Linked DNA regions of Homo sapiens: region 1 is linked to region 2. Evidence: read pairs that join two places in POLR2A ChIA-PET (ENCODE). Cell type or tissue: endothelial cell of umbilical vein. All regions are shown on one strand. Links, peaks and the distances in the headings refer to the core of each region. The heading gives the core; the rest is flanking DNA. Region 1 overlaps NOL10 (nucleolar protein 10). Region 2 has its middle 100 kb from the start of ODC1-DT.

Region 1 (6,849 bases), core at 1,717-4,216, 64 kb after region 2:
AGATACTCCTTCCCTCACTCTACTTTAGAAAAATCACTGTGCTACATCCCAAAGCTGTGCTGAGACAGAAAAAAAGATTGAAGATTACCAGATAAATGGTTTTAACAGATCAAGGGTGATTAAAACAACAACAAAGTACTATTAATATTATAGACAAAGAACCAAAGTCTACTAAACCAATACAAATGCCATCATTTTTTTCTGCTTATTTATAATGCTACTGAGTATGACAAAGCCTTTCATTATCTAACGTACTATTAATGGAACAAATAAGAAAATAATTGATAACATAGAACAGCCATTAAATTTGAAATTATCTTTTTTTAGAAATATTATTTTTTTTCTTTGAGACACAGTCTCCATCCGTATCCCAGGCTGGAGTACAGTGGCGTGATTTAGGCTCACTGCAACCTCTGCCTCCCAGGTTCAAGCGATTCTCATACCTCAGCCTCCTGAGTAGCTGGGATTACAGGCACTCACCACCACAACCAGCTAAATTTTTGTATTTTTAGTAGAGACGGGGTTTCACCATGTTGGCCAGGCTGGTCTTGAACTCCTGACCTCAGGTGATCTGCCCATCTTGGCCTCCCAAAGTGCTGGAATTTCAAGAGCGCCCAGCCTAGAAATATTCTTTTACAAGCCTGGGCAATGTAGTGAGGCCTTGTCTCTACACATTTTTTATATATTTTTTAAAAATATTAAAAAATTAACCAGGTATGGTGGCATGTGCCTGTGGTCCCAGCTATTCCTGAGGCTGAGATGGGAGGATCACCTGAGCCATGATCACGCCACTGCATTCCAGCCTGGGCAACAGAATAAGACCCTGTTAAAAAAAAAAAAGAGAGAAAGAAGACCAGAGAAGACAAGAAGAGAAAGAAAAAGAATCACATGGAAAAAGGACCTAAGTAAATTATTTTAATTTCAGGAATAAAACTGAAACCATGAAATGTAATGAAATAGATTTTAATTCAATTTTTATTCATCACATATTTATTAAATTCCATATTTATTATGTTCCAAGTACAGTATACCCTATAAAAATAGTAGAATGAAACCCAAAAGGAACAGAGTTGTTTCAAATACAGCAATACTTATGTGGAAGGACTAAATTATTCTTAATTTCTTCAACTTCATTCATTCATTCAAAAAGTTAACTGAGCATTTGGTAAAAGTTAAGTGCTAAAGTCAAACATAAGTAAGTGGAAAACAATCAAGTACAATACAATGGGATTAGTGCCAAAACAGAAATTTTTAAAAGGTTCTAGGAAGCCCTTTATCTGCTGAGGCCGATCAAGATAGCTTTGCAAGGGGCACTTGAGCAAGGCCCTGAACAACTGAGAGGCTATGGTTTCATAACCAGGAAAGCTTAACTGCCACACTAAATAGTAAGAATGTAGTGCTACATAAAATTAATATATTTCACTGATTACACAGAAGATGTTTAGTTAAAAGAATTGTCATTTTTACCTTTCAGTGATCTTATACTATTACAATCCTAGAAATTGAATTTAAACTTTTATGTTATAATGACACTATTAAATCAAACAGGTAAGAACTACATTTACTAACAGCAACAGGGAGTTTGAATATAAAAGTTTTTTTTACCACCTAACAACCATATCAAGTATCTAGTTATTTTATTATAGAACTGTTTTCAGGACACTCTAAAAATAGATATAAATATCAGTTCTGGAACTGGAACAATAATAAAAACAATAACAACAATAAAAATAATAATAGCACTAGCAACCCACACTCTAAGAGGTAGAGGGTTTTTATCCCCCATTAGAATTTTTTTTTTTTTTAGAAGGAGTCTCACTCTGTCACCCAGGCTGAAGTGCAGTGCCACGATCTCAGCTCACTGCAACCTCCGCCTCCCGGGTTCAAGTGATTCTCCTGCCTCAGACTCCCTAGTAGCTGGGACTACAGGCATGCACTACCACACCCAGCTAATTTTTGTATTTTTAGTAGAGACAGTGTTTCACCACGTTGGCCAGGCTGGTATTGAACTCCTGACCTCGGGTGATCCGCTCACCTCGGCCTCCTAAAGTGCTGGGATTATAGACATGAGCCAGAGTGCCCAGCCCGCTATTAGAATTTAAATCCAGGTCTAACCAGAAATCTGTTACCCTTACTGTGAGGCCATGATTCTTTTTGGGAAACAGGATCTTGCTGTTGCCCAGGCTGGAGTGCAGTGGTATGACCATAGCTCACTGCAGTGAGGCCCTGGTTCTTTAACAGAAACAACTGGAACCAGAGTTTGAAACAAATAACTTTTTGCATTTTAAAAAAGTAATACAGTATGTATGCTGTATATAACAAAAAAACTTCAGTAAGGTCTGGGTCAGTAGCCCATGATCAAATCATATTAACATCTCTGCAGCAAAACCTACACAAATTCATACCAGTGATTTGGGATAAACACAGACCTACAAAGAAATTCATTATTTCACATAGGTTGAAGTCCTAATAAATCAGGTCCAGTCAGGGTTTACCACAGGGTTATAAACAAACTTTCAAGGCTTTTTAAATTTCAGAATTGCAGATAAGAGATGATGGAGTTGTACTATAATGTATATACACACTATACATAGCTACATATGGTAAATATATACTAAATATAGATATACTATAAATATCACTGACCACTATTATGATTAATGATAATTTTTCTAATTACCTAGCCTGCATCTCCTGTGGGAAAATGGGATTTTGCCAATTAAGAAAACCAACTCTGCATATAAACTCAAAAGAAAATTTTCTTTTCCAGCTTTTCTTCCATTATTGTTGGAAAGGCCTCACTAGGAGCAGCAGCATGTATTTTCAAATTCTGACAGCTGAGGCTTAATAAATGATCATAAACCCAAGAGAACACTGGGTGAGCCAGAGGGAGTGGCCATGACCTTAAGCATGTAATTGCATTTGCAGCATAATGAGCTGCCTAATTGCATATCCAAGTTTACATGCATTTGTGTGAGTAATTATGAGTCATTTAAATGTACTCTACTTGTAGTGTTTTGTTCTTAAAAATCAGATTAGCAAAGAAGCAATTTAATTTCAACATTTTAAAAGATTTATTTTTAAAAAAGAAAAACTATTACCTGCCATGACTTAATATTTGAAAAGATAATTTAGGGACTGAAATGAAATAACAAGAAAAATAAGGCCAAGTTAAAAAAAAATTGTTAAGATTCCTTAAGCCACTATCTCACTAATAGCCCATCAAGCAATAGTCAATTTTTGTGACACTATGAGTAGAGATACACATGACAGAGTGCCTTCAGTCAAGGGCTAGCAGAGACAGGACGCCCCAAGCAAACATTTAAACACCAAATTAAAACTGATGTTAAGAAACACAGAGAGCTTTTGGTTAATAGTGGTACCCCCATCGCTGTCAAGCCTTTTTAAAATGACAGTAAATAACTTTTAAAAGGTATTAACCTTTAAGGACAAAAAGAACTGAAGAAGAAGATGCAGTAATTTAAGAAACTTAACCGGGTAAACATGAGAGCTTACAGAGGTGAACAGCAAAGAGAAAAGATTCCTCTCTCAGAATCCTTGGGACAAGAACTTCAAGGCTCTAAGCATGGGGGACGACAGGATGAGGCACAGGCCCGAATAAAGGGGGAACAATGGAGCTGATGAACACCCAAATCCCCACCATGCCTAAAGAGACCAGAAGATAATTCTCTGGAGGAGGGGAACCAAAGCTGCCCTATGTGCGGGGTGGGTGGGGAGTATGCCACCAGGCACAGGTGACTTGAGCTGTGGGGCTAAAGTCAGGACAATTAATGGCAGTCTAGACATCAAACTGTGGGACCCTCGCCTCCTTTTCCCAGCCCCTGGAATGCCAAAGTCAAGCCTATGCTGCTGTGCGTCCACTCTACCAGCCCAAACCCCTAACACCTCAGAACAAAACTGGGGGATTCTTCTCTGGAGTAAATGAAAGGTCCCAGAAGACAGACTTTAAGATATTGATATCTGGGTAGAGTCATTAGCTGAAGGGTCCACATGAAAACTACCAGTGGACAACACCACCCTGCATTTTTTTTTTTTTTTTTTTTTTTTTTTTTGAGGCAGAGTCTTGCTCTGTCACCCAGGTTGGAGTGCAGTGGTGCGATCTCGGCTCACTGCAACCTCTGCCTCCTGGATTCTTGTGCCTCAGCCTGCCAAGTAGCTGGGATTACAGGCGTGTGCCACTACGCCTGGCTAATTTTTGTATTTTTAGTAGAGACGGGGTTTCACCATGTTGGCCAGGCTATTCTCAAATTCCTGGCCTCAGGTGATCCGCCCGCCTTGGCCTCCCAAAGTGCTGGGAGTACAGGCATGAGCCACCGTGTCTGGCCCCAGTTGGCATTTTAGCACCTCATTCTTCATTTTTTTTTGTTTTTTTGAAACAGGGTCTCACTTTATCACCCAGACTAGAGTGCAGTGGTGCGATCTCAGCTCACCGCCACCTCAACCTCCCAGGTTCAAGCAATCCTCCCACCTCAGCCCTTCAAGTAGCTGGGACTACAGGTGTGTGCCACCATGCCCAGCTAATTTTTGTATCTTTTGTAGAGATGTAGTTTCGCCATGTTGCCCAGGCTGGTCTTGAACTCCTGAGCTATAGTGATCCACTGGCCTCGGCCTCCCAAAGTGCTGGGATTACAGGAGTGAGACACCACGTCTGGCCCTCATTCTTAAATAAGAACAGGTTGCCTAAGCTCCCTCCCCATTCACTTATTCAACAAAGAGTTACCTCCCCATTCACTTATTCAACAAAGAGTTACCTCCCCATTCACTTATTCAACAAAGAGGCAGGCACTTTCCCTTCTCTCTAGATACTCAGTGACAAAACACAGAACAATCCCCACCCTCAAGGAGCTTACCTTCCAGAAAGGGGAAACTACAAACAAGGGAGAGGCAGTGGAGAGTATGACAGACAGAGACTGGTGCTGTGGAAACTGAAGGAGAGAAGGCAATGAAGAATAGAGGGGAAGGGGAGATGATGGACAGGGACCCAAGGGGCAGGAGGGAGTGACCCTCAAGACTACCTGACAACTACAAAGGCCTAGAGGTTGGAATTGCTTGGCATGTTTGTGGATCAGTAAAAAGACCAGCCCAGTGTGGCTTGAATAGAGAGAGCAATGGTGAGCAGGGGCATTCATGAGGATCACTCTGGCAGAGGCTGGGCGACTGACTGGTTCCGGGCATTGAAGGAAATCTCTGTTTATTCATTAGCTGACAGTTCGGCAACGAGCAGAGACTTCAGTGGTCACACGTTAGAAAGAAATCAGATTTTATAGAATTAGTCCAGGACAGTCACTAAACAAACAACCACAAACCCTGGGGACCTGGGGGAGGGACTGAGTTCCATAATTCCTAAATTATGTTACTTAAAGCATCCAGCTTCCAACAAAAAAATTACAGGACACACAAAGAAACAAGAAAAGCAGGGTCCATATGAAGGGAGGGGGAAAGTTGCCAGAGAACTCATCTTTAAGAGACTAGCTACTTCACTAAGTCCAAACACTGGACTTAGTAAAAACTGGATAATGACATTCATCCACTGATGAATGGGTGAACAAATGTGATAATATCCACACAATGGAATGTCACTCAGCAATCAAAAGGAATAAAGTACTGAGACATGGTACAACATGGACGGGCCGGGAAACATGCTGAAGAAAAAACAGACCACGTACTGTACACGAATGTCCAGAAAAGGCAAATGCATAGACAGAAAGTAGGTGAGTGGTTGCAGGGGCTGGGAGAGGGAGGAGAAGGAAGAAAAACTGGCATGGGGTTTCTGGTTAGTGTGACACAACGTCATGGAATTAGTGGCAACCACTGCACAACTCTGGACTGTACACTTCATGTTTTTTTTTTTTTTTCTTTTTTATTTGAGATGGGGTCTCACTATGTTACCCAGGCTGGTCACAAACTCCTGGGCTCAAGCGATCCTCTCACCTCAGCCTCCCGAATAGCTGGGATTATGGGTGGGTACCACAGAGCCTGGCTTAGGACTATACACTTTAAAAGGATAAACTTCATGGTATGTGTATTATGTCTTTAAAAAGCTGTTTTTTTAAAAAAAAATGAATTAAGGAGGTTATTATGTCTCCTTAGTTTCCTTTAATGTAGGAGCCCCCACCTTCACTGACTTTCAGGATGTGGACATCTGCTCAAGGCTCAGGCCAGAGCTCTTAGAAAGAGCCCTGATTTGCAGGGGTTCCCCACAGTCCTCTGCTGATCACTGCTCATAATCAGATCCAGTTAAACCTTTCTGGCGAGAATCACACAGGCAATGCTGTGCCAAAAGAATACTTCAGACTATTTCTATACCATAAGCGATTGGCTCTGTATGATTAATATTTGCAAAGTCGTGTGTTTGCAGCACTTTATCTTCATGTGTTTTCCTATTTTTGTATTTTTATTTTTTTGTATTTTGGGTATAAAATGAGGTTCCAGGAAGGCGGCCCAGTTAAGGTTTGTCTGGGGACTATTTGCCAGGAGCTACCCTGGCTTAGGAAGGGAGGCCAGAAAAATCTAAGAAACATTTATTCCCACCTACTACCCCAATAAACAAATAAATTGGAAAGATGGTAGGTTTGAGGATGGGGCACACCTCAGTTCTTTTCAAAGGGAGGTGACAGGAAACTACTTTTTAGCAAACTTATCTGAAAAGACTATGCCTACACTCTGCTATTTCACCAAACAAAAATATATACAAAATCAATTCACTCCTTTTCCTTGTTAAACTTTTAACATTTACTTGAGGAGCTGGAATGTGAAGGAAGCTTCTGGGAAACCAAAGGAATAATTTGCTGAAAACTAAATTCACGTACCTAACGGAGGTTTATAAAC
Region 2 (6,849 bases), core at 1,689-4,188:
GGTTCTGCTTCTCTGGAGAACCCTAATACAGTCAGGCACCGAGACACTGTCCCACGGCGGAAGGCACGCTTCCCCTACCCACCCTACCCTGGAGTTCTCACCAGGAACTAACCCAAAGCTCTGTGGTCAGTAACCTTTTCATATGGAGCTCAGCACAGCAGCTACAGGAGTAAGCTGCGTGTGGAAAGAAAGAAAGACAATCTCATATATCCTTTCATTATTAGACGGCCCCGTGGCCTTGTCCCTGCCCTATAATTGACCTTCGTGACTACCTGGCTTCACCCCCAACTGCGAAAGCACACCTCCGCCCTGCCACTGCCACCCGGGGCCTTATTTCACAGGAAACAAAACCGAAGGCAGGGTTTGGCTCCTGGTCACGTGACAACAAAGGGCTCGTGCTGGGACCTGGGACCACCTCAGGCTCAGAGGAAAGGCATGTCCCAGACCCGTTCCATTCAAAATCTGCGGCTGCCTGTTTTGATTCTGACATTTCCCCCCAAAGCCAAGTCCTTGGAGCAAGTGGAATTTCCAAGTTTTTTTATTGGTGGCCCCTGGTCTGATGACCCGCTCAGGAATCTATTTAAAATGTTTTTCTTTTAAATGACAGGAGTAGGTAAACAGGCTTTGAAAAAATATAAGCAATACAGATGGGTAGTACCAAGAAAAAATAGTGCCTGCCCCTCCCCGCAGCAATGCCTGGAGAGCAGACCCAGGCTAAGGAGAAGTGGCTGCCACTCGTTGAAAAAGAGCCGTCACTTTTTCACTTCTAGATTCTATCCAAGGAAAGCCCACCTTGTGGCTCCCGAAGCCACTGTTCTATTTCATTCCTATCGCTGTGAACTTCCCTGACGAGGGGTGATTCCTTGCTGCTGTGGCTTTCCTTGCTCCAGGCGCCCTCAGTGCTTGCAGCCTGGCCGCGTGTGCGCCTCTGCTGGGATGACCCGGTCCTGTTGCCCCGGGGCCCCATCGGAAGGCCGGCTTTCCCCACCTTGAGCGGCTCGGCATCTGCCGGCTGACCCCAGCCCTTCCTTCCTGGAAGCCCTTCCTTTCTCGGACTCTGACTTGCCACATGGCTTTGCTCAGATGCTCAGTCGGCGGGCAGCAGATGCCTTAAGCAGCCACTGCCGGGTGGATGTCCCATCTGGAAAGATCAGATCTGAGAGGTGATGTCATCCAGACCCAAGATCAGCAGAAACTGGGGCAAAAGCAAGCTCCGCAGCCTTCCAAAGAGTCCCGTCTGGAACCTAAGAGGGAGTTTGCCGATGAGAAAACAGGGCATGTTGGAGACGGCAGGGAGGCATGGTGTAGATTTTGTCACTCCCTGAGTAACAGAATTTGAAAAGATTGGATCAAATCAGATCAAAATGCTTACTCTGTGCTAGATGACAAAAAGAATACAAATAAATGTAAAATATGGACTCCCCCTCCAAGGAAACATAACAGTCTCCCTTCCCGGACAGTGCTGTGATTTGACTATATCAGGTAGGAGATTTAGCAGAAAAATCCAAAGCCCTGTCCTCTCATGTCACAGAGGTTCCTTGTCACCTCCAGCAGTGGCACCGACATCGTAAGGATCAGGCTCCTCCCGGTTTCAGTGTGTCCTCCCTGGGGTGCAGGACCTGTCCTTGCAGCTGCTGGAACTTGGGTCATTACGTTGAAATTCCAGCCGTGGGGACTGGAAGGGATGCTCCGCCCTTGAGGACATGAACTCCTAGAAGTGGCACACACTGCTTCTGCTCACATCTCCTTGTCCAGCACTGAGTGAGTTCAGGGAGGCGTGAAGGCGGCGCTTTCTCCAGGGGCACGTGCTCACTTTTGGGGTACCAGCTGGAAGAAGGGGAGAAGAGGCACGCAGGCATCACAAGCATTTTCAAGCAGCAAATAGTGCACTGTGGTGGGGGTAAAGGAGACACGGACGTCTGGAGGCAGCTGGCATCTGTGAGACACTGGACCGTGCCCGGGTTCTGAGACGGCACATCTGATGAAGGCCACCCAGCCTGTGTGCCCCACTCACAAAGGCGCTCAGGATCTCAGTGCTGGAGGCCCTCCAGGGCCGTGTGTCCCCGCACCTTTTGATTGAATGCACCCCTCCAGAGGCGCTGTCACCCTCCCGGGCAATTTGGCATTCCTGTAATGTACATGGTTCTTTTTCGGCTTGAACTTCAACCTGCTCGAGACTTCTACCCAGGAATAATTAAATGCAGCAACCCAGCCCTGAACTGAGTGCCTGCTCTGTGCCAGGTGGGGAGAATGTGGGGGTCGGCTGAGAAGGGGATCCCATCCTAGGATCCTAGGACCCTTCTAAATCAAGTCACAGAGCGATGCTGACAAACGGAAAATAAGTAGGTCTTTATAGCCCACAAAGTGTGCAGAGAGTGGTGCTGGGCCTCGAGTGACAGTGTGTACAGTGGTGACGGGCAGGCACCCTGAGAGATGGGGACAGTGAGGCTGCAAGGCAGGACTAGTGGGGCAGCTAAGGGACTGGGGCTTGATCTCCAGGGGCACTGGGCCAGAAACCTGCAGCAACTGAACCCCTTTCCCAGCCCCCAGAGGGCGGCCGGATGGTGGGGCCCCATCCCTGCCTGGCCTCCCCGGGCACCACTGTCCACTGTCTGCTTCCATCCCCAAGGCTCTCTGGGCCCTGGGGCAGACCTTGGAACAGGTTACTGTGGACCATGGGGACCCCCAGCACCCCCTGAAAATGCTGTCTTTTGTTCCATCAGACCCAGTAGCTCTCCAGGCTCTCCTGACCCCAGTGTCCCTGTGGAGAGGAGGCCCCAGGCACTGGGGAGCTGGGGCTTGCATCCAGGCCAGTGGCAGGGGGGCCACGCTCCCAGGGCCCGGCCACACCCCCTGGGCAGGCGGCCTGCCACACGCTGCTGGCTTTTTCCATATTTACTCCTGAACTTTCCTTCAAACAATCAAGAGGATGTACCCTCAGCCCAGCTGCCAGGATACACGTGTCCTCAGCCTTTTCCAGGGAGGGAGCTGCTGCCCTGGGGGTGGGGGGTGGGGGCAGTGCTGGGACGGGAAGGAAACCCAGCCCGCTCCATCCAGGAAGCAATAAGCCGCCATCACTGGTTCCACAGCCGCTTGTTCCTCAGTTCGGGAAAGAGGGACATCCAGCACCAGGTGGCAGCGGGTGCTGGGGGCTGCCCCTGCTCCATCCACCAGCACTCAGGCTCCCCATGTTACAGAAGGTGGCTGGTCAGACATGAGCAGGGCAGGAGAGGCACCCCCACCCCCCCAGGAGTGTCCGCGACCATCAAGGGATGGTCAGGCGGTTGGTGACTGTCTCTCTAAAATAATAATGGGGCCGGGTGTGGTGGCTCATGCCTCTAATCCCAGCACTTTGGGAGGCTGAGGCAGGTGATCACTTGAGGCCAGGAGTTCGAGACCAGCCTGGCCAAAATGGTGAAACCCCATCTCTACCGAAAATACAAAAATTAGCTGGGTGTGGTGGTGCATGCCTGTAATCCCAGCTACTCAGGAGGCTGAGGCAGGAGAATTGCTTCAACCCGGGAGGCACAGGTGGCAGTGAGCTGAAATCGCGCCACTGCACTCCAGCCTGGGCAACAGAGACTCCATTTCAAAAAAATAAAATTAAATTAAAAATAACAATAATAATAATAATTGGTTGCAGCCAGCTCCAGGGAAAGGCAGTCTCCTAATAGAAAACACCTGAAGCTGGCCATCAGCAGCTTCCCCATGAGACCTCAGGAGCTGGGCAGGTGGGCTCACACGTGTGCACCGAGAGGTGAAATGGCGGAGTATAAGCGGTATATGACATTCTAGGGACATTCGACTGGCATGGGAAGAACGCCTCAAGGGAGCATGTGTACAGCTCCAGTGCGCACACTGCGCATGCTCCCCTCCCAAGCGCTGGCCGCCACTGTGCATGCGACAGCCCATCCCGAGGGAGGAATCGGGGAGAATGGATGCAAGCCCCCGGCAGGCCACCATACAAAACCCCAAGTCAAAGGTCAAGCGTCGCACTTGTCTTTCGAGTCGCCTGCTGGGCCCGCGTCCAAGTGTACTTTCCTTTCTTTTCATTCCAGCTCTAAAGCTTTTTAATAAACTTTCACTCCTGCCCTAAAACTTGCCCCAGTCTCTCCTGCCTCATGCCCCTCAAATTCGTTCTTCTGAGGAGGTTGCTGCAGCCCTGTATGGATTCGCCGCTAACATCTTCCGCTGCCGTGTGACTCAGATAACTTCCATCGCTAACGTGGAGAGGTCTGTGCCTAAGCGGGGCCAAGTCTGTGATGGGGGCTTCCCATGGGTGGGCTTCGGGCTCTCTCTCTGTTGCTCTCTCTCTCTCTCTCTCTCTCTCGCCAGGACCTTGTTTTCCAGTCTCAATCAGCCATGCGAGGTGCTCCCTTCCACTACCTCTGAGGACACGCAATTGTTGCCAGAACCTAGAGGGCATCACTGTTGAAACTCCCCTGGGCTCGGGGGCTGTAGGCAGAGCAGAAGCCCCTCCTTTAGGCCCCCAAGCTCCACTTCAACAAACCACGTGGCTGTAACCAGGGCTTCCAGGTATGTGAGTTTGCCAGGGCTGCTGTCACATAGCACCACACACCAGGGGCTTAAACAGCAGGCACATCCTGTCTCACAGTTCTGGAGGCCAGAGACCAAGGTGTGGGCAGGGCTGGTTCCTTCTGAGGCTGTGAGGCCTCTGCCTTGGCCTTCTAGTAACTTGGGCTGAGCAGGGGGACAGAGCCGGCCTTGGCTCTTAAAGCCACAGGGCCCTTAAGGTGCCCCACAGGCTGGGGCAGGCACCACATCCAGTCCTGGAGCTGGGGGCCTTCAAATTCAACTTGCATCTGCCACCAGCATGCAGCTCGTCACCTCCCCTTCCCAGCCAAGCAGTGACAATGAAGGCCAAAATCCCTGGGAGCTGATGCCAGGTGGAAAACGCCCTCTAGATGAGGAATTGGGATGTGTGTACAATTCGAGGAATCTGATGAATAATTTGGGAGTCACTGAAGTGGGTAAGTCCACTGTATCCTTCAGCCGCGTCATGCACTGTGGAAGAACGCCGGGTGGGTTTCTTTCTCCTTTTTGATACCCACACTCACTGCCTCCCTCAATAATAAAACTGCATCCATTACAGGCCGAATTCCTGCTCCTGGAGAAGACGGGCACGGATGGGTGCAAGGGGCATTCAGGAAGGGGCTGACCCAGGGGGGCCGGAGACAGACAGCAGGGGCACTCAAGGCGATGCCGACAGGGTTCCCAGGGGCACTGAGGATGGGAGCCTGGCGGGTGAGCACCCAAGCCCAGCAAGGTCTACCCTTCCTCCCCTGGCCTGGAGGCTGTGGACCACCACCACACAGGCCCATGGGCTCAGGGCTCTCGGGCTTGCAACAGGACATGGAGAAAAGACTGAGAAGCCCAGCCCACAGTGGGGGTTTCTGGAATGTTCCCTTGGGAATGGAAGGAACAGGGACCTCTGCAAAGGCTGATTTGATTTTGTTGCCAAGCCTTTTATATAAGCCTTTCTCAGTCCCCCCACAGCCCCCCTACACTTGAATTTCTGCTTCTGGATATGTGTGCACAGATGGATAAAAATCAAACATAGAATGTGATGTCCCTCTCCAGAACATGTAAAGAACTACAATTCCTCAATGACAGCAACAGGAAAAAGCCCAGGCTGGGTGCCGTGGCTCATGCCTGTAATCCCAGCACTTTGGGAGGCTGAGGTGGGTGGGTCACCTGAGGTCAGGAGTTCGAGACCAGCCTGGCCAACATGGCAAAATACCATCTCTACTAAACATACAAAAAATTAGCCAGGTGTGGCGAATGCCTGTAATCCCAGCTACTCGGGAGGCAGAGGCAGGAGAATTGCTTGAACCCGGGAGGCGGAGGTCGCAGTGAGCCGAGATCACGCCACTGCACTCCAGCTTGGGCAACAAGAGAGAAACTCTGTCTCGAAAGAAAGAAAAAAAGTTAAACACAGAATTACCCTATGACCCAGCAGTTTCACGCCCGGGTATATATCCAAAAGAACTGAAAGCAGAGACTCCAACAGAGAGTGCACACCCATGTTCACAGCAGTGTTATTCACAGTCACCAGAAGGTGGAAGCGACCCACTTGTCCCTCCGCAGAGGGACGCATCAGTGCAGTGAGGCCCAGTCACACAGTAGATGCTAGTCAGCCATGGGCAGGCATGAAACTCGAATACCTGTTACCACACCGGTGAACCTCAAGAACACTACGTTAAGTGAAAAAACCAGACACAAAGGGACAAACTCCTCGAAAACACCACGTTAAGTGAAAAAACCAGACACAAAGGGACAGACTCCTCGACAACACCACGTTAAGTGAAAAAACCAGACACAAAGGGACAAACTCCTCGAAAACACCACGTTAAGTGAAAAAACCAGACACAAAGGGACAGACTCCTCGACAACACCACGTTAAGTGAAAAAACCAGACACAAAGGGACAGACTCCTCGACAACACCACGTTAAGTGAAAAAACCAGACACAAAGGGACAGACTCCTCGACAACACTACGCTAAGTGAAAAAACCAGACACAAAGGGACAGACTCCTCGACAACACTACATTAAGTGAAAAAACCAGACACAAAGGGACATGACTCCTCGACAACACTACGCTAAGTGAAAAAACCAGACACAAAGGGACATGACTCCACTGATATGAGGCACCCGGAAGAGGCAAATTCATAGAGAGAAAAGTCCAGTGGCGGTTACCAGGGGCTGGGAGGAGGAGGAAATAGAGAGTGTTTTGTGGGTGCAAAGTTTCAGCAGGGGATAATGAACAAGTTCTGGGGGTGGATGTTGGTGATGGCTGCACAACAATGAATGGATTCCTGCCACTGAGC

Evidence for each region. ChIA-PET counts read pairs that join two places held together with the same protein. Peaks named below come from ENCODE experiments on the same cell type or tissue, not always from the same donor. Only the 100,000 strongest peaks of a DNase experiment are listed, where the experiment ranks them.
Region 1: POLR2A ChIA-PET joins it to region 2 with 6 read pairs; 4 of 35 experiments call an interaction of 5 or more read pairs at or near these places.

Annotation. Positions count from the first base shown.
Region 1 is chr2:10,612,174-10,619,022 of GRCh38, forward strand. The region is part of intron 13 of NOL10 (nucleolar protein 10); the gene reads right to left. Among named protein-coding and RNA genes, the nearest start is that of NOL10, 74 kb to the right of the region's middle. In endothelial cell of umbilical vein, for the core only: no CTCF peak of the experiment used is centred there; no DNase peak of the experiment used is centred there.
Region 2 is chr2:10,547,797-10,554,645 of GRCh38, forward strand. No RefSeq gene overlaps it. Among named protein-coding and RNA genes, the nearest start is that of ODC1-DT, 100 kb to the left of the region's middle. RefSeq lists enhancers at 1-575, 157-1,028, 2,771-3,640. In endothelial cell of umbilical vein, for the core only: no CTCF peak of the experiment used is centred there; a DNase peak (open chromatin) is centred at 2,955.